Linked DNA regions of Mus musculus: regions 2, 3, 4 and 5 are each linked to region 1. Evidence: chromatin loops called from intact Hi-C (ENCODE). Cell type or tissue: left cerebral cortex. All regions are shown on one strand.

Region 1 (5,000 bases):
ACCACCGCCCTCCCCACCGCACAATCTCAGACCCAAGGGGCCATGCTCCATATGCAGCTTCCCACAGCTCAGCCGCAGCCATCTGCCACTCGAGCTGTCCCCGGCACTCACAGGAGCCCCAAGAGAGCTTCACTAGTCCACAGCAGGCTTGCCCCACACTCACGTGTGTGCACGTATACACACACACACACCTAAGTAAACCTCAGCTTGCAGACACAGTCACCCACATACCCACACACAGCCAACAGTTAGTCAGTGACAGTCACATATCACTGACACAATTCCACACACTCCACCCCCACTGCCACGCAACACCTAGATCCAACCCCATTCCCTGCCACACATGGCCATCTGTGTGAATCAACCACAAGTATACAGTTGACCCAGTATCTCAGTCACACATGCTCAGTGCTATGCACAGTCCGCATGTAACACACACACACACACACACACAGGAGACAGACAAGATCATCCACATTCACTCTGTCCCCATCACTGAGTAACATGGTAGCTCATTTCTTTTACACTCTTACCCACAATGTGACTCTTTCTTACTTTTAAAATATATATAATTTTATATATACATATGTATGTGTATATATATGTTGATACAGATTTTCTCTAATATATATACATATGTATGAATATGTATACATTGACACAGAATTTCTCTGTGTAGCCCTGGCTGTCTTCAGAGATCCGCCTGTCTCTGCCTCCCGAGTGCTGGGATTATAGGTGTGCATCATGATGCCTGGTCCCTAGTCAACTTTTTTCCCTTTATGTACTTATTGTGTGTGCAGAGGCACATGGATTGCCAAGAGAACAACTTGCAACTTAAGGGAGGAGTCCTTTCTCTCCTCCCACCTTTCGGATCCTGTGGATCAAACTTGAGAAATAGACAGTTTGGCATCAACACCTTTACTCTCCTTGCTGGCCCACGTTCCTTTTCTTTTTCTCCCTCCCTTTGGCATCTGTACCCACATCCGCCCTCCTTCTGTCTCTCTCCCTTGAGTACGAAGCCCAGGCTCGCTCGCCTCCAACTCCGCTCCTCCCGCCTCAGTTTCCACAGTGCGCCCTGCCTTACTCTCCCTCTCTTTGCACACCTCGCGCAGGCTCCCTTACCATGCATGTCTTGCACCCTCAGGCTGCAGCGGGGGACCCTCCGACAGCCGGCCAGCCCCTCCCCGCGGCCGCGGAGACCCTGCACCGGACTTCGCGTCACAAGGCCCCGCCCCGCCCGCAGCTGTTTTTCTACTCCGCTAGGGGCCGGGCGGGGCTCCGCGGGGACCCCGAGGCTCATCCCGGCCACCAGGTCCCTGGCTCCCTCCCTCCATCCCTGCGGCCCCCTCGGGAATCCCGAAGCAGCCGCCGCCGTCCCCCGTGCCCACCTGACGGCCGCCCGCCCGAGCCGCCTCGCTGCGCGGAGACCGGGCTGCTCCCGCTGCGCGGCCGCCGCCTTCCCGGAGGCTCCTGAGGGAGGTGGGGCAGGGCAAAGCCACGCCCCCGCAGGTGCGCAGGCCGCGCCCTCCGCCAGCACACATTGAGAAACCTGTGGTCTAGAGGCGGGGCGGGGCCGATGGAGGCAACGCACGCCCCCGCAGGCGCCCAGGCCACGCCCTCTGCCGCAGCATTCGGTGAAACCTGCGTTCCGAGAACTTCTGAAAACTTTATCTGGGGGCCTTCGAGAAGGCTCAGACAGTAAGGGTGCATGCTGCCAATCCTGAGGAGCTGAGTTCGATCCCTGAGACCTTCAGGGTGGACAGAGACGGACTCCCACATGTTGTTTTCTGACTTCTACATGTGTCCAGTCATACATACACAAATATGGAATAAACAGATGGCTCATCAGGTAAGAGTGCTGGCTGCTTTTGCAGAGGACCCAGGTTCGATTTCCAGAACCCACATGTCGGCTCAAAATCATCTGTAATTCCAGTTCCAGGGAGATCCAGCACTTTCTTCCAGGGCCTCCACAGACACACATAAAATAAAGATAAAAATCTCCAAAAAATATTGTTTTAATAATTACAACCTGAAGACCTTGCACAACTATTCCTGGCTGAGAAGATGGTAAGGGCGCTAGCTGCCAAGCTTGACAGCCTGAGTTTCATCTCCAAGAACCATGAAAACTGACTCCTGGGAATTATTCCGGAGTTGGTCAAGGAGAGCCTGGATGGATTCACATGCATGGATGGAACGTGGGCACCCACACACGTGCATTTGTGTATACATACGGACACATAAGTAAGAGGGGTTTTCTTTATTTTAAAGATTTATATTACTGTGCATTGGTGTTCTGCCTGTAGATCTGGGTGAGGGCATCAGATCCTCTGGAACTGGAGTTACAGACAATTGTGAGCCACCATGTGGGTGCTGGGAATTGAACTTGGGTCTTCTGGAAGACCTGAATTGATTAACATGAGCTAACAGTAGTGTGTGCACTGCTGGGAGTGGTACCCAGAGCCCTGTGAATACAAGGAAAAAGCATCTACTATTTAGCTCTCCCTGCCATATATATATTTATAGATATAGATATAGATGTGTGTGTGTGTGTTGATTTTATTAATTCTCTCTGCCCTCCTTTTCTGAGGCAGGGTCTCACTTAATTCTGAAAATACAGCCACTGTACCCTAGTTACCTTTATTTTATTGAGGGGGGATAGAGTCTCCCTATAAAGCTCAGCTGGGCTCAAACTTACAGTCCTGCCTCAGCCTCCTGAATAGCTCCCATGCTGCAGTATCTAAGAATCTCTTAATGTAGGCTCCTGGGTCTTTAATATTCTACAACGCGTGCCCTGTGTCTCTCTGGTCGTCTTCAAGGTCAAGACTGTAGAGTGGCATGATGCAGATGCGCAAAAAGTATTTACAGGATGAACGAAGCAAATTCTAGAAGTTATGAAAGGTCCCTGCAGTGCACGAAACCGCCACCAGATGGCACTGCGGGTCCACGGAGCCGCCTCGGTGTGCTCGCCCTCCAGAGCCTAGATGTCCTCCTCCAGGAAGCTCTCAGTGGCCACTTCTGTGACACCACCCCCGCCCCCCTTCCCAGCCCCAGGCTCGCAGCCTCGTGGCCTCGGGTGTCGTCATCCCTGCACACTCCAGGTCGCCACACTAGAGACAGGTGCCCGCCAAATTGAACTGTGAGTGCATGGCAGCGTCCTGGAACCTGAGTATGAGTTGAAGCCTAGACATAAATCGTGTTGTAACGGTTCTAGTTATTTCTAGAATAAAGAGGAATGGAGAGGGCAGCTAAGTTCTGTGCCACCGCTCTGGTCTTAGGACACTAACAACAGATCTGCTGCACGTTCATCATGAAGCAGACAGGGGCTGGTCAGGTGCAGATCCCAGCTCTGTCATTTGCTGGCTGTGTGCTGTCCTCCGGTTCCTTCTGTACAGAACCAGATTCAGGGAACCTACTTCCGGAGATCGTTGTCCGCAGTTCCTCCAAAGGTTTTTGGGTGGGTGAGACGGCTCAGCATCTAAAGGCTCTCGCTGCCAAGCCTGAAAACTTGAGTTCAAGTCCTGCGGCCATCTGGTGGAAGGAGTGGCCTTACTAAGCACTTCCTCCGCTGTGGCCTGTGTCCTGCAGAAGGAGAATGGCTCCGCAGGCGCCGGTGAGAACCAGATACGCTGGAGAGTCCCCAACCCCCATCTCTTTGGCCCCATAGGTTCATACTTAACCTGCCGTCTTCTTCCTCATGTGACAGGAGAAACAGATTAGGAGCAAACCTCTAGGAAGGCAGCCGTTGTTCCAGCACACTGTACACCCCAAAGCAGGGCTGGGTTTCGGGGTGCCCAGTAACAGGGTAACAGGGCCTGAACCAAATCCTCCATGCAAATGACTTCCATTCATGCTCCCACCATGTGCATTAATTAGCTCCATTGTATGGATGGGGACTATGGAGCCCAGAGAGGTTAGTGGTTTCTTTGAGGTCACACAGCCTAGGAATGGAAGAACCCTTAAGCCATACAGTCATACCCATAGACTCCTACACCAGGCCCATGTGAAGATGAGGAATGATGCTCTGAGAGATGAAGTTATTTGTGGAGACCTCAGATAAGAACGTTGCAAATGCCTGTAATCCCAGCACCTGGGAGGCTGAGCTAGGACGATTGTCTAGGAGCTCCAAGATAGCCTGGGCTACCTGATAGGAAGCCCTCAAAACAGCCAATAAGCAAAATACTGCATGGAGGATCCTGCCTATGGTGTGGCATTGCTCCATAAACCAAGGCAGGAAGGGCTCAGGTGTGAGGCCTGGGACAGCCTGGGCTACATAGTGATACTCTGAATAATACAAAAGAGGCCATTTGCATCCCAGAGTTCTACTTGGCAGAGCCTTGAGGCCTTGACCCCCAACCTTCTCAAGACTCTGGGCTCCTGAGTGAGCCTAGTTCCACCCTCCCTAGCCTTCAGCCCCCAGGAGAGGACAGTGGGGAGTGACACAGAGGTATGGTGGACACAGATAGCACATGATGACCTGGAAAGGAACTGGGGACAAAGTTCAGCTTTGCCTGGAAGCCACCCTCTGAGCTGCCCTGCACCCCTTCTGGCTGGCAGCTCTGCCTCTCCTAGCTGTTTGCCCTTGGTCTGGTAGCTTAGCCTTTCTGAGCTTTACTGTTGAGAGTGTTGACTGAGTTACAGTGTAAGCACTCAGAGCAGTACTTAACATCAGCACCCATACTAGCCTTCTTGTAGCTGTATCTTCTTTCAGGCAGAGCCTGCCTTTGACTGGCTCATCCCAGGTCACATGATTAGCCCATGACTGCAAACCATTCTGAAATGATGGGTTCCCTACATGTTTGGCATCTCCAAAAGACTAGGGACTTAGAGCCAAGGGCTGTCAAGATGGCCCAGTGGGTAAAGGAGCTTGTAGCCAAACCTGACAGACAAAATGACTTTAATCCCTCGGGGGTCCACAGAGTGGAGGGAGAGAACGGATTACCACTAATTGTCCTCTGATTTCCTCGGTGTCCTATCCCTGGAAGTAAATAAATAAATAGATG
Region 2 (5,000 bases), 99 kb after region 1:
GACACGGCAACCCAGTGAAGAAACACAAACCATATTCAGTCTTCCAATTACTTAATCTCTTTTATACAAGATTGATTATTTACTGAGAAACTCACGCCTGTTACCCAGCACTCAGGTGCTGAGGCAGGGTCAAGAGGGAGATGTCCTTGAGGGAGGCCCCGAGTCAGAGAACAGAGACTGTGGCCTCCATGTCCTGAGGTTCCCCTGCTCTGTGTGAGTCACTGCTATGTCCCTGTGGGTCATCTCTGATCAGTCACAGATGGAGCACCTAGAAGGTCAGAACCAAGGCCCTAGGGGGTGAGTCATAGCGTGAGGACCTGAGTTTGACTCCTCCCAGGAACCCACATAAAGTCAGGCCCAGGGCATCCGCATCCCTGAGGAGTGAGGAATACTGTGGTGGTGAGACCTGAGAATCCCCAGAGACTTTTGGCTCAGCTAACCTGATGTCCGCAGCAGCAAACTAGAGACCCTGTCGAAAACAAGGTAGAAATCAAGAACCAACACCCAAGGTTGTCTTCTGCTCTCTATCCACGCACTGTGGCACAAGAAGAGTACATACACAATCACTCACACACACACACACACACACACACACACACACACACCACACACACACTATACACACTCACACACATAAACACACATATATGCACAAACACACACATACACACAAACACATACATATAGCAACACACAAGCACACACATACACACAGACACAGAGACAATAGCACATACAGAAACAGGATACATACATAGACACAAACACACACACACTAATCTTTTAAAAAAATAGACAGAGCCGGGCGTGGTGGTGCACGCCTTTAATCCCAGCACTCGGGAGGCAGAGGCAGGCAGATTTCTGAGTTCGAGGCCAGCCTGGTCTACAAAGTGAGTGCCAGGACAGCCAGGGCTATACAGAGAAACCCTGTCTCGAAAAACAAAACAAAAACAAAAACAAAAACAAAAAACAGACAGTTGTGTAGTTGTCTCCAGCTGCTGCTCTCAGTGCACTCAGTAAAATGATTTTAAAAGACAATGTATCCTCCTAGGGCTGGAGAGACGACTCAGCAATTAAGAGCACTGGCTGCTCTTCCAAAGGACACTGGTTTGAGTCCCACCATGACCATAGACGTTCACAACCTCTGTAACACCAGTCTCAGGGGATCTGATATCCTTTTCTGGTCTCCTCAGGCATCAGGCATGCATGTGGAACACACACACACTCACAAAACACCACACAGAGAACATTTTAAAAACTAAAATAAGGCTGGGTATGGTTGTGCCACCTCGAAACCTACCACTCAGGAGGAAAAGGCAGGTAGATCTCTAAGTTCCACGCTAGCCTGGTCTACATATTGAGTTCCAGGATAGCCAGGGCTACTCAGAGAAACCCTGTCTCAAAAACAAACAAACAAACAAACATAGGCCGGGCATGGTGTTGCATGCCTTTAATCCCAGCACTCGGGAGGCAGAGGCAGGTGGATTTCTGAGTTCGAGGCCAGCCTGGTCTACAGAGTGAGTTCCAGGACAGCCAGGGCTATACAGACAAATCCTGCATCAGAAAAAAAAAAAATATATATATATATATATATATATATATGCATGTAGATGGAGTATATACACATCGTTATGTTATGTATGCATGTGATATGTGATATATATATATATATGTGTGTGTGTGTGTGTGTGTGTGTGTGTGTATGATGTAATAAAAATAAAACAAACCAAGACTTGTGGTGGCACAGCACAGGTCTATAATTCCAGAAAACAGGCGTAAATGACAAGGATCTAAAGGTTCTCCCCAGGGAGTTCCTGGCCAGCCTGGGATACATGAGACCCTGCCCTCGCCCCCTCCAAAATATATTCCAATAAAAATTTAGATCATCCACAAGCTCCAGGTGGCAGTACTGTCTCCCACCCTGGGTAAGTAATTTTTGAAAAAATGGAACCAGAGACTCTGAAGGGTCAGAACTAGGCTCAAGGTAAACGGATTTTCCCACAGGCAACAACAGTGTGTCTTCTCTGGATTTCCAACAGAGGGCAGCAGAGAGCCAGGGAGCAGCTGGGAACTTTAATATCACCTGGTCCTGGCTTAATCACACCCTGGAATCTACAGACATGCCTAGGGTGCTTGCTGTGTTCACTGTGCAAGCGAGGCATGCTGGGTCACTGAAGCCACCCAAGGAAGATCAACTCAGAGACACTGTGCCCACGCAGGAGATTGGCATGGGGCTGCCACCTGCACAGATGGGGCTACCTCGGGGCCTCTGATAGAAGATCTCCAAGTACCAGAGGAAGTTGGCAAGCATTTTGAGCAGAAGGGATAGAAGTGGGAGGGTTTGGGCTCTCAACCCCACCCCTGTCCCCACCTAGTACTACCCCTAACCTGTAGCCCCAGCTACATTCCTGCACTGATAAGGGGTTCTGCCTGTGGCCTGGATCCACGCAGGTCCTCACCCTGTCCAGCCTCAACCTCTGTATGTGCGTGTGTGCATGTGGATGTCAGGGCTGGCTGCTGAGTGTCCTCTTCTGTTACCCTGCACTGCCTTGCTGTTTTGAGATGGGGGTCCCACTGAATTGGACACTTGCCTTTTCTGCTAGGCTGGTTGGCCAGCAAGCTCTCAGGATCTTCCTGTCTCTGTCACCCCCAATTTGGGTTCCAGGCATGCGCAGCTGTGCCTGCCTTTGTTCTTGGGGATTGGACCCCAGCTTCACCTGTGTCCAAAGCAAGAGCTCTTAGCCACTGAACCATTTTCTCAGGACCCTCACCTTTGTTCTTGACCAACCGAGTACCCTGGGTTTTGTCTATCTCCCAGAGGGATGGGTCACGCCCATAATCAATCCAGCACTAGGAATGCAGGAGGACTGTTGAGGCATTTATTGTCATGACGGAAAGTGGATGCAGGGAGGAATGTCTGGGAAGGAAAGCTTACTGGCTACATCCTCCAGGCCTTTAGGAACCTTGTTAAAAATGGAGATCTGTCTTGTGCCTACTTGACCACAGGTCACAGCCTTTACGAGTGGAGGGGCTTGGGCGTTCCCCTTACATGACTGATGGTCACAAATCTATGGGGGTGGGGCTGCTGCTAGTGACAGGCCTGGTGCCCTGGAGCAGGTAAACCTCCTTAGGTCCCTTCAGGCTCTCCTCGGCTTCTAGCCTTAGCTCAGCCGGGGACCATGGTACCTTTCAAGGTCCCATGCTTTATGGAGCAAGAGTGTGGGGTTAAGAGCAGGAGCAGCCCTACTGGAAGGTATGCATGCAGTAGGGATGGCTTGTGTGTGGCTGTGTACATGGAGCCCCCTCTCTGTCCTTTCTTGGTCTGTGTACATCTACCCAGTCCCTGACACAGGTGGAGTTAGGGCAGAGTTGTAAACAAGTGCTTGTGAAGAGTGGCTGGACCCTCAGGTGAGGTGGCACAGCCTCCTTATACCCCCTTCTTCTAGGGAACTCAAAGGTCAACAAGTCCTTTCTGTGGTGGCCTTGTGCCAGCGGCACAGCAGAGCTTCGGGAGAGGACAGCCTTGCACATCACCTGTCACATACAGGCCCTTACATGCACATACACAGCTCCTGACATCTGCAGACAGATCTGCACATCCAGGCACACCTGAGCCCACAATACAGTCACACCTGCATGCATGCAGACACACCTGTTTATACACAGGAAGCTCTACACACATGCAAGCACACGTGCTTACACACACACATGGACACACCTGAACATATAGGCACACCTGTATACAGCACACATACTGGGTAAACATACCTGCAAGCACACACATATGTGCACACAATTTTTTTCCTTTTTTAAAACTGAGACAGGATTTCTCTGGGTAGCCCTGGCTGTTCTGGAACTTGCTCTACAGACCAAGCTGGCCTCAAGCTCAGATCTGCCTGCCTCTGCCCAGCCAGTGCTGGGACTGAGGTGTGTGCCACCACTGCCTGACATGCACCAGTTACATGTTTTGTTTTTGAGGAGGGGAGGGGTTTGGTTGGATTTTTTTGAGGTTTTGTTTTGTTTTTTGAGCTGAGGACCAAACCCAGGGCCTTGCACTTGCTAGGCAAGAGCTGTAACCCTGAGCTAAATCCCCAATCTCCACGCCTAATTACCAATAAAAACCCTGACTCTAGTTGATGTAAAAACAAAATAGCATATCAGCTGATAGTTAGAATCAAGAGGGTAAATTTTTTAATAATTTATTTATTATATATAAGTACATTGTAGCTGTCTTCAGACACACCAGAAGAGGGCATCAGATCTCAATACAGATGGTTGTGAGCCACCATGTGGTTTCTGGGGTTTGAACTCAGGACCTCTACTTTCCAGCCCCACCCCACCCCCCACCCTGGGTAAATTTTTAAAGGGGACACAGGCATCTAAGAATGTTCTAGTTTGACCGGGCAGTGGTGGCACACGCCTTTAATCCCAGCACTTGGGAGGCAGAAGCAGGTGAATTTCTGAGTTTGAGGCCAGCCTGGTCTACAAAGTGAGTTCCAGGACAGCCAGGACTACACAGAGAAACCCTGTCTCAAAAAACAAAACAAAAACAAAACAAACAAACAAAGAATGTGCTTGTTTGTTTCTTTTGAAGCAGGGTGGTCCTAGGAATTGAACCCAGGGCCGCCCACACTAAGCGTACACGACACCACTGAGCTACAGTCTCACCCCACCACCCGAGCTCCCTTCCACATAAGGTCACTGAATCCTCATTAAGACAGAGACAAAAGGAGTGGCCAAAAAGACACCCAAAGAGCCAAACCCAAAGAGGCAAAAAGAACCTGTTATCCTCGAGGCCCATAGAGGTCAGAATCCAAGTCCTTTTAGCATCCAGAAAGAGACACAGTGAGTGGTAGATTTGTATTTGTGGTGTCATGTCTCTATAGCGATCAAAACACCAGGAGGCGCTGCCCCTGACACAAAGGCCTAAGAATTAGGGTTACTACCCAGGCCCTAGGTTGGTCTGCATTTGGCCACAGCGGTCGGTAAGAGGGATATGT
Region 3 (5,000 bases), 77 kb after region 1:
CCAGCAACCACATGGTGGCTCACAAACATCCGTAATGAGATCTGACTCCCTCTTCTGGAGTGTCTGAAGACAACTACAGTGTATTTACATATAATAAAAATAAATAAATCTTTAAAAAAAAAAAGAAGAAGAAGAAGAAGAAGAAAGGAAAGAAACTCTAAAAGCCAACTCACAGGGTTTTAGTCTGTCATCCTCAACCCCAGACAGGGAAGGAGGAGGCTGGGGAGTTTCTGGCTGGCTTCTTTTCCCAAGCACTGCTTTGACCTAGGGGTTTGTGGGTTGAACCCAGAACTTCACGGTGAGGATGGTGGGAGGAGAGAGCAAGGTCCCAGGCTGCGCCTGACTTCTGCTGGTCCATCCCCCTGTTGCAGGCTCAGACCCGAGCAGCCCTTCTTCGAGTGTTGCAAGAAGATGAGGAACAGTGGGGCAGCATGGACTACCGACCCAGCAACCTGGCCCAGGATGTTTGTGAGGTGGGAAGAAGAAGGTAGGCTCGCCCCGCCCCTGAGAGGGGAGGAAGACGACCCACAACGTATCTCCTTTCCTCCTCCTGGTCCACACAGCTGCTAGAAGAGCACACGGAGAGAGCACCCCACATCAGTCAGGAGTTCGTGGAGAGAATGGCTTACTGCTGCCTGGGAGGTCTGGCAGAGTTCCTGCAGAGGTGAGGGGCATCGGGGAGAGGACGGTCTGACGGACTGGCCATCGGGATCCGGTTCACTCTGAGCCGGTCAGGAAAAATGGCGGCAAGAGGGTTCAGTAAGCTGTGGACCAGAGGACTAATCCCAGTACCCACTGTGAGGTAGCTTGCAACGACCTGTGACTCCAGCTCCAGATAGATCCAATATCTATAGTCTTCCTCAGGCACAGAGACACATTCGTACTAATAATTAAAATTAAACGAATCTTTAAGAAGAAGAAAGAACAGAAAGGCAACAAGAATCTTGGAGGTGGGGCTGGTGAGATGGCTCAGGGGGTAAGAGCACCCGACTGCTCTTCCAAAGGTTCGAAGTTCAAATCCCAGCAACCACATGGTGGCTCACAACCACCTGTAACAGAGATCTGATGCCCTCTTCTGGTGCATCTGAAGACAGCTACAGTGTACTTACATATAATAAATAAATAAATCTTAAAAAAAAAAAAAAAAAAAAGAATCTTGGAGGTGTGGCTCAGCACTGGAACACTTGCCTAGAATCCTCCAGTGAGGGGCTGGGGGCGTGGCTCAGTGGTAGAGCTCCTGCCTAGAATCCCCCAGTGAGGGGCTGGGGGCGTGGCTCAGTGGTAGAGCCCCTGCCTAGAATCCCCCAGTGAGGGGCTGGAGACTTGGCTCAGTGGTAAAGCACCTATCTCAAATATATATATGATACTGGGGCTCAAGAGATGGCTCAGTAGTTTAATAAGGGGCTGGGGGTATTGCTCAGTCCTAGATGGGTTGCCTAACATGTAAGAATCTTGGGTTCAGCGGGGCGGTGGTGGCGCACGCCTTTAATCCCAGCATTTGGGAGTCAGAGACAGGCGGATTTCTGAGTTCGAGGCCAGTCTGGTCTACAAAGTGAGTTCCAGGACAGCCAGGGCTACACAGAGAAACCCTGTCTTGAAACAAAAACAAAAACAAAAACAAAAAACCAAAAAACCCCAAAACAACAACAACAACAACAAGATTCTTGGGTTCAATCTCCAGCACTTGGGGTGGGGGTGATTGGAAATAAGAACAGGAGGGTCAGAGACACTGGGGAGCAGGATCTGCTTTAATTGATAGGCTGGATGCCCGCATGGGACCCTGAGCAGCAGAGTGTACCATCTGTGCCCATTGCCTTCTTTCCTGCCAGCTTCCAGCAGCGAGTGGAACGATTTCACGAGAACCCAGGGATCCGAGAGCTGCCCTCTGACACCTACATCAGCAGAACTATCTCGATGGTCAACTGCGGGCCCCCCCTGAGGTGAGAGCATCCCTGGGGACAGTGTGTGGAAGTCTTGGGTGACAGCTGGATTGGGGGAGGTCCCTGAGTGGGTGTCATTGAGCTTGAGAGAGAGCACGTGTAGAACTTTAGAGGCGTGGTATCTGGCGGACCTTGGGGAAACCCATGACTGCGCAGATTGTGGCGTTCATCCAGTTGAGGAGAACATTGATGGGTTAGAATTGGAGAAATGAAGAAGCTATGCTGAAAGAATGATGGCGATATCGCTCATGAAGGCCTGAGTGTGGATTCCCAGCAGCCATTGTAAAAGCCGGGCAAAGGGACACGCATCTATAACGTCAGTGCAGAGTCCAGAGACTCTTGTCTCAAATGACAAGATCGGGGCTGGTGAGATGGCTTAGCTGTTTTTCCAAGGGACCAAAGTTCGATTCCTAGTATCCACATTCGCAGGCTTCCAGAGCCAAGGAATCTGACGCCCTCTCCTGGCCTCCAAAGGCACATGACACAAAGGTGGACATGGACACACATGCAGGCAAAACACCTGCACATATAAAAAATGTTAAGCAATTGAAGAAGACACCTGATGATCACCTCTGGCCCCCACATATACATGCGAAGAAACACTCACATAGTGTATATATTGTATATTGTTTTATATATAATATATATAGTATACATATGTGTATTATGTATGTGTGTGTGTGTGTGTGTGTATATATATATATATATGTATATATATATACACACACCACCACCACCACCACCACCTTTCTTTTCTATTAACTTGCTTAAAATTTAACTTTAACTTGCATTTAATTTTGAGACAGAGTCTCTTTATAGCTCTGACTATCCTGGAATTTACTATGTAGACCAGGCTGGCCTTGAACTCACAGAGATCTACCCTATTCCACTTCTCAAGTGCCCCGACTAAACAGATGTGACCCAATGCCCAGCCACATATAATTTTAAATAATCCACTTATTGATTGGGTTTAGTACAGGGTCTTGTGTGTCCCTGAAAACAACCTTAAATTTCTGATCGGTCTGCCTCTGCCTTTGCCTGCATGTGTATCCATGTCCACCTTTGTGTCATGTGCCTTTGGAGGCCAGGAGAGGGCGTCAGATTCCTTGGCTCTGGAAGCCTGCGAATGTGGATACTAGGAATCGAACTTTGGTCCCTTGGAAAAACAGCTAAGCCATCTCACCAGCCCCGATCTTGTCATTTGCGACAAGAGTGTCTGGACTCTGCACTGACATTATAGATGTGTGTCCAGGCATTTATGGGCATTGTTTGTTTATTATCACACCTGGGATGAAGCCCAGAACCCAGAGCTTGCTTACTCAGTACACACTGCTGCTGAGCTGCACCCCTTGAATGGCTTTTATAAAACTGGAGAGTCAGGTCAGTGAGAAAATCACTTGCAGCCACACATGATAACCCAGAGTTCTGTCCCTGGGATCCCTGTGGTAAAAGGAGAGAACTGACTCTCTCAGGACGTCCTCTGAACTTCACACATACGCTATGGCAGACGTACCCTATAGATGATGATGGTGATGATGATGGTGGTAGTGATGGTAGTAGTGGTGGTGGTGGTGGTGGTGGTGGTGATGGTGGTGGTGGTGGTGGTGGTGGTGGTGGTGGTGATGGTGGTGGTGGTGGTGGTGGTGATGGTGGTGGTGGTGGTGATGGTGGTGGTGGTGGTGGTGGTGATGGTGGTGGTGGTGGTGGTGGTGATGGTGGTGGTGGTGGTGGTGGTGAACAGGCTGGCAGTGAGAAGCCTCTTTACCCATTATTCTGGCCCATTTGGAAGAAATCAATATCACTAGTATCCCCCTCATATATTCTGACAGATAGGTACACTTACCAATGCACTAAAAAAAAAAAAAAAAAAAAACCCATAAGTATAGCTGATTGTGGTGGCACACACCTAATCCCAGAGCTCAGGAGGCAGAGGCAGGCAGATCTGCAGAGCAAGCTCCGAACCACTTGTCTTGGTGAAGAAATATCTGGAGACAATTTGCCCTGGGAGAATGGGGCCAATCAGTGAGGCAGAGTAAAGTCTCCTGTAGTAGCCATCTTTGTTCAGAGCCTCAGGCGATTCATATTCTAGGGGCTAAGAGTCACAGGAATAAAATGTCCAATCACAAGGACAAACCGCATTTGGCGGGCAAGCCACACACGTGGTCAAAACATGTTTTTCCATAGAGGCATAGAAAAGAATATGAGTAGCCAGTTGTAATAATCTGAAGTGAACTCACTTCAATCCACTGCATCTGGGAGAGGCACGCAAGCGTAATCCAGGAACAATTCCGTGTTTTGTTTTGTTTTGTTTTAAAAGAAACTGCTATCACAAGACTCTTGGTTTCTTAGAGTTCTCTCACAAGCAATCAGAATTCTCTTCACAGTATATATAATTAAATATTTTATTGTGTATACATATGTATTGCTTTTCTGTTTGGTTTTTTTTTTTCCCACTGATGACAATCCAATCCAAGCTGTAGCAGGCTAGGTAAGAGTTTTACCCTTTCTGTCTTTCAGAAAAAGATTTATTTTAGTCCTTGTGTGTGTATATGCCTGTGTGTGTTTCCACGTGTGTGTGTGTGTGTATATGCATGTGTGTGTATGCACATGTGCATGAGTGTGTGTGTGAATATGTGTATGTGTGTATGCATGTGACTGTGTGTATGCCTATGTGTGTTTGCATGTATGTATATGTGTGTGCATGTGTGTATTCATGTGTGTATTTGCATGTGTGTATATATGTGTTTGCATGTGTGTATACACATGTGTATTTGTGTGTCTGTGTGCATGTGTATGTGTGTGTTTATGCACATGTGCATTAGTATGTGTGTGTGAATGTGTTTATATGCATGCCTGTATGCACATGTGTGCATGTATGTATATGCATGTATGAGTCTGTGTATGCGTGTGTGTGTGTTCACACATGTGCATGTGAGGACAGTCCTTTCAGTGGTCAGAAGAAGATGTGGGATTCCATGGAAGTGGAGTTACGGGTGCTTGTGATCTGCCATGTTGGTGCTGGGATCCAAACCTGGGTCCTCTTAACCACTGAGCTATTTC
Region 4 (5,000 bases), 290 kb after region 1:
GAATCACTCACAGAGACTCAGAATGTGCTCGGAGAATCTTTATTAAGCAAGGGCCACCAGAGGGCCAGAGAGGTGCTTGAGACAGGGCCACCTGGCTGGATATGGATGTTGTTGCAGGACAGGAGAAGGATACTCATTGATTCTCCTGGGCCACTGGGGTGATGATGGGGTTGGTAGCCACAGAGGCCTGTATCTTCTCCATCAGGTTTGCCCACTGGCGATGCATGTCTTCCACTATTGGCTCGAACCAGCCCTTGAGGCGGGCCTGGAAGATCTCCGCCTGCAGGCGTATTTGCTGGGTCTGTTCCTCCATCTTGGAGCGCACCTCCTCCATGTGCTCACGCACCTCCTCTAGGCGGTCACGGGCCTGGTTGCCCACTTCCTCCAGCCGCCCTCGGATGCGGTCACCAAAAGCCTGGGCGCGATCGCGCAGAGGCTGGGCGGCCCCAGCGCCTAGGTTGGCAGTGCGCTGGCGACCTTGCTCCACCAGAGGCCCCAGGCGCTCACGGATGGCACTCACACCGCGCTCGGCGCCCTCGCGTGCCCCTGCCTTGTACACAGCTAGGCGCTTCTGCAGATCCTCGGCATCCCGCATCAAGCGCTTGCGCATCTTGCGCAGGTGTGTGGAGAGCCGCGCCCGTATCTCCTCTGTGCTCTGGCCCAGCATGGTGTGCACCTCGTTGCGGTACTGCCCGAGTCGGTTGCGTAGATCCTCCATGTCGGCTCCGAGTCGGGCCTGTGCCGCCTGCACCTCTTTGCCCAGCCTGGCCCGTGTCTCCTCCGCCACTGGACCCAGCTGTTCCTCCAGCTCCTTTTTGTAAGCCTTTACTTCCGTCATAGTGTCCTCCATCAGTGCCCTGCAGGCCCAGAGGAAACACAGGAAGGAGATGAAGGCAGGACAGAAGGGCCAGAAACCACAGAGCAAGAGGTGATGGTACTCGCTTGTGTTCCCAGAAGTTGAGAAGCTGCGGCATAAGAATTGCAGAGCCTTCGAAGCCAGCTTGAGTTACAGAATGGGATCCTGTCTCAAGAAGCCAAAAGCCAATCGACCAAGCAAGTAATAAATGTCTGTTCCTCCCAGCATCCAGAAGGCTAAAGAAGGCAGGAGGATTCAAGGCCAACCTGGGCTACACACTAATTGAGAAAGGAAACAAGAAGGGGCTGGGGACCCAGATAGGAGGCAACCCTGGATCAGCTGGTGCCTGCCGAGGGTGAAAGAGCTGGACACTCACGTCAGTTCTTGTGTGACTTGGGAGCTCTGCAGCTCTTCCTGGACCTGGTCAGACAGCGTCTGCACCCAGCGCAGGTAATCCCAGAAGCGGTTCAGGGCCTGCTCCCAGGGTTGGTTGCTTTGCCACTCGAGCTGATCTGTCACCTCCGGCTCTCCCTCGGCTAGGCATCCTGTGTAGAGTAAGTTTAAGGCTGGGTCAGGACCTACAGTCTTTTTGGGTCTCTTTGAAGTGGGTCTGGAGGCTGTGGAGTCTGTTTAGATACTACAAGCATGCACTGTCTTGTATCCTATGTAGTTCAGAGCCGAGACTAGGCAGGTGTGGAATTAGAAAATGTATACCCCACTTTTAAGAGCAACTAAGAAATCAACTTTTTATTGTGTGTGTGTGTGTGTGTGTGTGTGTGTGTGTGTGTACCCTTGGAGGTCAGAGTTCTAGAGGGAATTGGCTCTCTCCTTCCACTATGTTGGTCTCAGAGTTAAGTCTTCAAGCTTTATGATAAGCACCTTTACCCACTAAGCCATCAATCCTCTTATAGTTAGGGGAAATCAAGGCCTAAAGAGTATATAAAACAGCTGCTCAGGGCTATTGAATCTCAGAGAGGTCTCAGAACCGCCTCAGCCTCAACCCACCAGCAGAAGAGATCTAGGGCTAGAATAGAGTCCACAGAGGAGCAGAAAAAGCGGCACCACAGCAAGTCCTTGCTCCATACCTGTCAGCAATGTGACCAACAGCACGGCCCACAGAGCCTTCATCTTCGCAATTGTGATTGGCCAGTCTGCGGAGGGAAAAATTGTCTTTGAACACCAGGGGGCGGGGGTGGAGGGACTCCGGCCACCCAGAGAACCCCATCTTCCCTTCTCAGATCTGTGAGCCATCACAAACATCTCCAAAACAGAGCACCCGCTCTTCCCAAAGGTCTGTTTACCTCCCCTTGCCGAGTTCGCTATCTCGGCACCCCGGGGTGGATCCGCTGCCAAAAATTCCAGCTCCCTCTCCTAGGGTTCAAATTCCACTTCACAGAGGGCCAGCGGGTGGTCCAGCTTACATTCCTCTTTCTTCCCGGCTAAGTCCTGCTTTCCATTTTGTGTTAATTTAACACGATTTTTAATCGTCCTCCATCCCTGCGAAGTGGTACCCTCCCACAACTACAGAACTTAGGGAGCTCAGCCATGAGGAGCCACAGTTTGAAACCAGTCCGGGTTACTTGGGGACTGTGATGGAAATCAGTAGGTATTTATATAAAAGCAGCCTAAGGCTCATCCCGAGTTTTTTCGCCATAGGATGGTTCCTAGTTGAGCCGGTACGCCGTGCACCGACAGTCCCGTACTCCTTCCTGGAGGTAACCCCTCCACCTGCTCTGACTCTGGCAAAGGCTAGTTACCTCGAGTCCTTAGTTTGTCCCCCAAGACTTCTATCGTGCTGCCTGCTTTTCCAATTCTTGTGCCTGTTTCCTGGACTCCGGGGGATCTCAAGGTTCCCAGCCCACATCCTACCAAGGTCCCTGGGTGAATCCCCAGCCCAGCTTGTCTTACCAGCTCCTTCCGAAACAAGTCCTTAGCCTCCAGGGTCTGAGCAGGGGATCGGATCCCAGACCGGTCCAATTATAGGACTCCCCCTGTCCCGCCCCCTCCTCAGGGCTAGGGCGGGCTGTGCCAGCCCCCTGTCACGAGGCGGGTTGTTCTCTCCCCCTTCACAGCAGGGCAGAGGAAAGAGGTGGAGTTTGGATGCCTTGTGACCCCCCGCTCCCCTCCCCCGCCAACAAAGGGAGCGGACACCTCATTGAATAATCCAGGCCTTGGTACTGGGGCACTGAGAACCGCTCCTTCCCTTTCCCCGCGGGGTCTGGTGCATTGTAAAGAAAAGAGCTGGCAGCCTAAATGGAAATGGGTGGGTGGGGGCTAAGAGGCTCAGCTTCTGGGGTGAAGATCGTTGTTCTGGGATCCCTCGTTGTTGATTCCTCCACCACAGGTGAACTCTTTCCATTCCAAGGCTGGGACGTGCTCCAGTTCCTTCAGGAGCTGTTCAGTGGTGGCTCCCGATGGGTTTGAAGCCATACATTAAGCCAAGCCCTGGGAAACCAAGCGTTGATGCTCCTGATCTGTTTCTGGCGATTGCCAGATGTGTCACCTTGGGAGGGAAGAGCTACCCCTACAGAGCACATTTTAAAAAGTTGTTTTGAGATAAGATTCTCAGGCTGCCCTCTAACCCACAAAGGTCCTTCTGCCTCTGCTGTAGCATGCTGGGACTGCAGGTGTGCACCCCTGCATGTGCATTTTCCACTCTCAAGCCACTTCTCTTTTCTTTTTCCTCATAAAAGCAGAAGAGCAGGAGCTGGAGAGATGACTCAGAGGTTAGGAGCACTGACTGCATTTCACAGGACCTAGGTTCAAAATCGCAGCACCCACACAGCAGCTCACAACTGTAACACCAAGATCTGCTACCCTCACGAAGGCATACATGCAGGCAAAACACTAATGCACATAAAAAAAAAAAAAAAAAAAAAAAAAGACAAGCCATAAGTCATTCACTGGAACATGGGTCTATAGTGCTAGCCATATGCAAAGCTGAGGCAGGAAGATCCCGAGCTCAGGTAATAGAATGAAGTCCTGGCTAAAAAGTGGAAAAGCCAGCTGGGCGTGGTGGCACATGCCTTTAATCCCATAATCCCAGCACTTGGAGGCAGAGGCAGGTGAATTTCTGAGTTGGAGGCCAGCCTGGTCTACAAAGTGAGTTCCAGGACCGACAGGACTACACAGAGAAACCCTGTCTTGAAAAACAAAAAAAAACCCAACAACAACAAAACCCCCAAAAAGTGGGAAAGCCATTGTACCTGGGAAGTCAGGTAGGACAAGGGGCTCAGAGACCACAGCAAGCTTGCTAGAAGCACTGCCTGCACAAGGTTCCCTGTTCCCAGCTGTTGATGGCAGGAGAGAAGCCACATAGCAGTGTTTGGCACCAGACACGGCAAAACATGATTCTGCAGGATGGGCAGAGGCGGAACACCTGGCTCCAAGGGTACGTACAGGGTGCCTGGCCAGGCCCAGGCCTGTTAGCTTTGGCTTCAGAAAACACTGGCAAGGACTGGGTGTGGTGAGATGATTTTCATGGGTTGCTAAGGGCCAGCTCCCATCTCCAGCCCAGGCAGTAGAGAGGGTCTTAGTGCTGCGGTCTAGGACACTGACCAGTTCATCGTGAGTCTTTGCTTCCCTTGGGATGCCATGAGGTGCAGCAGTGAGATGCAGAGCCCAATCTGAGGCCCTTATCGCACACCCCAGAGCAGGCCTCACGGAAAAGCACTATAGGGAACCCAGCAGCACCTGCCTGACACGTGAGGCCCAGAGCTACATCTTCAACAAAATTTAAAAAACAAAACAACTTGACATTTCCTGTTTCAGCCTGGGAAGGTGCTAGGGCCCGTTCCTCCCAGAGTAACTTTCCTTATTGTGCTGAACTTCCAGGAACTCCGTTTCTTCCTGAAGTTTCTGAGACCTCTGACCTTCCCACTGGGAGAAAGTCAGCACAAGCTACCACCTCAGCCCGTTTTGGGACAGGGAGGCTCCTGAGCCCCGTCTCCCTGCCCCCACCCTGTTTACAGAGACAAAGTCCTCTGCCAGCTCTCGGGGCCAGACTGCACAGAGGCGAGTGACCTGGAGCCACCCTCCTGGTGAGGCCAGGCCTCTGATGTTCCGGCAGTGTAAGTCCCCAAGAGCAGAGGGTGTGACCATGCCTGGCCAAGCTTTCTCTAAACTGCTTGGTGCTGCTGTGCTT
Region 5 (5,000 bases), 210 kb after region 1:
CTAGCCAGGCTCCTTTATATAAAAAAAAAGTGCAAAGAAAGCCTGGATTCTCTGCACTTAGGAAGCTGAAGCCGGGGAATTTGAGGCTAGCCTATGTAACATAGAAAGACACTCACTCTAACCTAAGTAATTAAAAGGCTAAATGAGCCAGGTGTGGTGGTGCACGCCTTTAAACCCAGCACTCAGGAGGCAGAGACAGGCGGATCTCTGTGAGTTTGAGGCCAGCCTGGTCTACAAATCAAGTTCAGGACAATCAGAGCTATTACACAGAAAAACCTTGTCTCAAAAAACAAACAATAAAATAAAATACTCAATAAATGTCTGTGGCTATGCTCTTAGCTCTCAAGAGGTAGAGGCAGGAGGATCATAAATGTAAAGTCAGTGGGCATAGTGGTACACTCTTTAATCCCAGCACTAGGGAGGCAGAGGCAGGAAGATCTCCGTTCTAAGCAACAAGTATCAGGCCCGCCAGGGCTACATAGTGAGACTGTCAAAAGAAAAGGAAAAAAAAAAAAAAGTCATCCTCAGCTACACTAGTGAATTCTGAGGCTAGCCTGGCATATGTGCATTCTTGTCTCAAAAACAAAAACTAGGGTTCATTAGATGGCTCAGCAGGTAAAAGTCGTTGTCAGTCAGCCTAACTACCCAAGGTCAACCCTGGGAAGCCACACAGCGGAAGGAGAAAACTGAGTCCCATAAGTTGTCCTCTGATATGGGCATCTCAGTTAAGCTGGGTCTGGAGTCCACAGGCAGCTCTGATGACCCTCTGTCTCCTCGTCTACAGAACAAGATAAATAGAATAGGTATGAGCCCATCTGGTGGTACCTGCCTATGGAGACTGAGGCAGGAGGATCTCTAATTCCAAGTTAGTTCTGACTACGTGGCAAGACCCCATCTTAAAAGGCAAAACAGAGAGCAAATATGGAACAGCTGTGAATGAGTGCAGTCGGTTTTCAGAGCCGTGTGGTGTACACTACTGCATCCACACCTAACTTTCCCCATCCATCCAAGATGAGCAACAGGGAGGGTCTGGCTAAGATGCCCCATGACCTGGGCTTTCCCAGGTGCTGATGTTCACCTGTGGAATCTCCATGAGCAGAGGTGAGAAGCTGGGGTCAAAGGTCGGGGTCTGGTACCTGTGCCGGGGGCTGACGTGAGGCCGCAGCCGCACCCTGCAGACGCCGTCCGTGCAGTCTTTCCCCACGAGGCTATGTGGGTGTACCCGGTGTGGCCAGTCCTTCCACACCAGGCACGCCGTCACCTCCACCTCCCGCAGCCCGCCACAGTCTCGAAGCTGCAGGAAGACATGGGCTTGTTGGGAATTTGGTGGACCCCTGTCCCCATCCAGACTCCCTGGGCCTCCCTTGTTGCTAACCCCACCTCTTCTCCCTAGAAAACCAAGGAAAGGCTTAACATCACTAATCTATGCGAAGGCGGAACCATGCCAACAGTGGCCATGTAACCTTGCTGAGTGCTGTCTTTCCCCCCTACCTTCCTCTGTCTCTTCCTTCCCTACCTTCACCTGCTTTGTTGGATTTTTCTTTTAACATACTGTTTTTTGAGACAGGATCTCATGTACTCAGGTAACCCAAGTTTCCTCTTACTTGCTAAGTAGCCAGGCTGGCCTTGAACTCCTGATTTTCTGGCTCAGCCTTCCAGATACAACATTACAGGTATGAGCCACCTTGTCCCACTCTTCCTTGGATTTTGAGATAAGCCTCATATAACCCAAGATAGTACTGAGCTCACTATGTAGCTGATGAGTGAACTTGAGCCCTCAATCCCCCTGCCTCCACCTCCAGAGCATGACAGGCCTGTACTACTACATCCGGCACATAAAAAAAAATGTACTTTTTTTTTTTTTTTTTTTTGAAATAGGGTCTCACTATGTAGAGCAGGCTGGCCTCAGACTCATAGAGATCTAGCTGCCTCTGCCTCCTACGTGGTTGGATGAAAGGCCTGTGTCACTGTCACCAAGCATGGCAGATGTAGTCCTAAGAGCTGAGCAAACATAACTCAGTTTGAGAGAGAAAGATGGACATACAGAATCAGAGAGACGAGCTATCTCGGCAGGATGGCATACACTTGTATGTTAGGTGGAAGCCTAGCTTTGGGGGCTGAGACAGGAGGATCTCTTCGTGAGTAGCAGTGTTTGGGGTCAGCCTGGGAAACATTTGAAGATTCCAGTTCAAAAAACAAGCAACCACAACAAAAAAACAGGCCTGTAATTCCAGCTACTCACAAGCTAAAGAACGATAATAAATAAATAAATAAATAAATAAATAAATAAATAAGTGCCAACTTGCACAACAAGCATGTGACTCAAAAAATTTAAATCAGAAGGTTGGGGGCGTGGCTCAGTGGTAGAGCCCCTCCACTGCTTAACAAATACAAAAACCTAGGTTCAATCCCCATTGCTGAGAAAAATTCAGTAGAAAAACTGATTTCTTATTCAGTAGCCATTGGTGATGGGCGAGACAATAACCAGTCCCAAAAGACTCTCCATTTTGCTCTGGGTCTGTGTCTGAGCTCTGCTGGCCTGGTCTCTGAAAGGCCTAGTCTGTGACATCCACTTCACAGAGTGAGTGCTTCCCTCTAGTGGCGAAATGGGAGGTTGATGGTAACTTTGGATGGCGCGCCTTTGGGATCCAGATGCTAATTTGTCATTGGAACAGCCTAACATACAATATCATATAGTCTGTTGTCTTCGTTATCTTAAAGGGCCACAGTCTGTAATCCAGGATGGCCCCTCTATCATCCTGTCCCCCAGTCTTGGTTTTATAAGTGTGAGCCACCACCCCAGGCCCTTTTGAGGTTTGCAGATGGTTGGAAGCCCAGCAATCCTATTCCCGGGCACCACAGCAAGAGCACAGCAGCACAACACGCACCTCGATGGCGGGCAGGGTCTTGCTGGCTTCGGTGCTGCTCTCCCCGAGGATGCTGCCGGCCGAGCGGCCCTCGCACTCGTAGCGGAAGCGCATGCCACGCTGCTTTGGCTGCTCTGTGATGACCAGGTACGGCCGTGGGCACGGGCCGGGTGACACCAGCCTGCCCAGTGTGCAGCTCCAGGACGGCGTGGCCGGAGGCGGTGGTGCAGCAGGGCCCAGCGTGACGCTGCTCAGTGAGGCGGGCCCGCGGGGCACCAGGCGCGGCATCTCACTCAGCTGTGTCCCGTCCAGGCCAAAGCCGTTCTCCTTAATGTATTCGTCGATGATTTCTGCGCGACAAACAGAGGAGACCCGTGAGGCTGGGGAGGGACAGGGCTAGGCTCCTTTCCTGACTTCTCACGTTTTCCCTGCTTGGTTCTGCTTTTTTGTCTTGGTTTTGCTGGTGCTTGCTTTAATTTGGTTTTCTGAGACAGGGTCTCCTTGTGTAGCTGTGGCTGGCTTGGAACTAGGCAGATCTTGAACACACAGAGATCCACTCTCACCTGCTGGGATATAAGCCATACCCTGTACCGGACCCTTATGTTTTGCTTCATTTGTTTTGGTATTTTTGGTTGTTGGTTTGGTTTTTTTGGAGGCACGGTTTCTCTGTGAAGCCCGGAACTCCCAGAGATCCACCTGCCTCTGCCTATGAATGTTGAGATGAAAGGTGTGCTCCGGCTCACCCTTGATTTTCTTAAAGTTTTTTTCACTTAATTTTAGTGTGTGTGTGTCTGTGTTGCCTGCATATGTCTGTGTATCACTTGGAAGGACCCGTGCCCTCAGAAGCCAGAAGAGGGCGTCAGAACCTTTAGAATTGAAGTTAAAATTGGTTGTGAGCAGCCACATGGACACTGGGAATCGAACCACCGTCCACTGGAAGAGCAGCCAGTCTTCTCAACTACTGAGCTAGCTTTTCAATCTTCTAAAGATCTGTAAAAAGTATGTGTATGCACCTGTCTATACAGGGGTGTGTACCAACAAGTGTCCAGGTGCAGAGGCCTGAAGAAGGTGTCAGATGTCCTGGAGCTGGGGTTACAGGCCGTTGTGAGTCTCTCAACATGAGTGCTAGAAATCAAAGTCGGCTTCTCTGGGAGAATGGCTAGCACTTCTTTTTTTTTGTTTTGTTTTTTTGTTTTTCGAGACAGGGTTTCTCTGTGTAGCCCTGGCTGTCCTGGAACTCACTTTGTAGACCAGGCTGGCCTCGAACTCAGAAATCCACCTGCCTCTGTCTCCCGAACATGACTAGCACTCTTAACCATTGAGCCAGCTCTCCAGCCCCTCCCTCCCCTTGGCTTTTTGAGACAGGGTCTCACTGTGTAGCCAAGTTCTCCAACACAAGCTCCTCTTGTCTCTGCCTTTCCAGTGCTGCGAATACAGACAAGTGCCAGAAGGAACGCCACGCAGCACTCCCAAGGCTGTGCCTCTACTTCAAAAACATATTCACTTTTCCAGGAGGCGCCATCTGCCACTGTTGCTCCACCCACCATCTATCTCCCGATTGGACTAAGGCAGTTGCCAGTTTGTATTTGTGCATTTCACACAGCCAAAGGGATTTTGTTAATACCAACCCGTTTCTCTTTTGCGTAGAAGACTCCCATGGCTCCTAAGTCCTTGGCAGTAAAGACCAACAATTTCCTCACATAAACTTGCCTCAAATACAGATAGAGTTCATTAGTAGAATCTGCCTTACAATCCCCCAGTGAGGGGCTGGGGGCGTGGCTCAGTGGTAGAGCCCCTGCCTAGAATCCCCCAGTGAGGGGCTGGGGGCGTGGCTCAGTGGCACAGCCCCTGCCTAGAATCCCCCAGTGAGGGGCTAGGGTGTGGCACAGTGATATAACATTGCTTAGCATGGGGGCTGAATTTGAGCCTTGCCATGGCCTTCAGGGCAAGATCCTGTCTCAAACAAACAGAGGGCTGTAGCCAATTGGTAGATTGCTGGCCTGGCATGCACAGGGATAAAGCCCTGGGTTCCAGGTCAGCACCACATCCAATCCCAGCCCCAGGGAAGTAGAGAGATGAGGAGCAAGCATTTAAGAGCATCCTCAGCTAGATGGTTATTTTAAGGCCAGCCTG

The links. A loop is a pair of places that touch in the nucleus more often than their neighbours do. Peaks named below come from ENCODE experiments on the same cell type or tissue, not always from the same donor. Only the 100,000 strongest peaks of a DNase experiment are listed, where the experiment ranks them.
Region 2: it touches region 1 in a loop (2.2-fold over the local background); 9 of 42 quality-filtered maps call a loop at or near these places.
Region 3: it touches region 1 in a loop (2.1-fold over the local background); 3 of 42 quality-filtered maps call a loop at or near these places.
Region 4: a loop joins it to region 1, with 2.4 times the contacts of the local background. A loop is called at or near these places in 9 of 42 quality-filtered maps.
Region 5: a loop joins it to region 1, with 7 times the contacts of the local background. A loop is called at or near these places in 8 of 42 quality-filtered maps.

What each region holds. Positions count from the first base shown.
Region 1 is chr7:19,402,633-19,407,632 of GRCm38, forward strand. It overlaps Klc3 (kinesin light chain 3), which reads right to left and starts at 1,472. Exons shown (of 13, transcript NM_001286039.1): 1 at 1,389-1,472. Gm38954 (a long non-coding RNA gene) reads left to right here and starts at 3,057. Exons shown (of 3, transcript XR_881873.2): 1 at 3,057-3,136. In left cerebral cortex, a CTCF peak has its summit at 2,920 (motif pointing right); DNase peaks (open chromatin) are centred at 280 and 2,940; H3K4me3 peaks cover 787 bases.
Region 2 is chr7:19,501,621-19,506,620 of GRCm38, forward strand. Bloc1s3 (biogenesis of lysosomal organelles complex-1, subunit 3) reads right to left here. Exons shown (of 2, transcript NM_177692.4): 2 at 4,184-5,000. Among named protein-coding and RNA genes, the nearest start is that of Bloc1s3, 4.2 kb to the right of the region's middle. In left cerebral cortex, CTCF peaks have their summits at 2,040 (motif pointing right), 4,240 (motif pointing right) and 4,894 (motif pointing right); a DNase peak (open chromatin) is centred at 2,040.
Region 3 is chr7:19,479,417-19,484,416 of GRCm38, forward strand. It overlaps Exoc3l2 (exocyst complex component 3-like 2), which reads left to right. Exons shown (of 12, transcript NM_001370800.1): 5 at 372-473; 6 at 564-664; 7 at 1,830-1,940. Among named protein-coding and RNA genes, the nearest start is that of Exoc3l2, 19 kb to the left of the region's middle. In left cerebral cortex, no CTCF peak of the experiment used is centred here; no DNase peak of the experiment used is centred here.
Region 4 is chr7:19,696,247-19,701,246 of GRCm38, forward strand. Apoe (apolipoprotein E) reads right to left here and starts at 2,942. Exons shown (of 4, transcript NM_009696.4): 1 at 2,765-2,942; 2 at 1,942-2,007; 3 at 1,233-1,401; 4 at 1-857. The coding sequence starts at 1,984. The coding sequence ends at 134. In left cerebral cortex, a CTCF peak has its summit at 2,038 (motif pointing right); DNase peaks (open chromatin) are centred at 2,474, 2,902 and 4,993; H3K4me3 peaks cover 2,823 bases; H3K27ac peaks cover 2,989 bases.
Region 5 is chr7:19,616,626-19,621,625 of GRCm38, forward strand. It overlaps Relb (avian reticuloendotheliosis viral (v-rel) oncogene related B), which reads right to left. Exons shown (of 12, transcript NM_009046.2): 4 at 2,889-3,217; 5 at 1,137-1,294. Among named protein-coding and RNA genes, the nearest start is that of Relb, 10 kb to the right of the region's middle. In left cerebral cortex, a CTCF peak has its summit at 2,598 (motif pointing left); DNase peaks (open chromatin) are centred at 2,597, 3,156 and 4,384.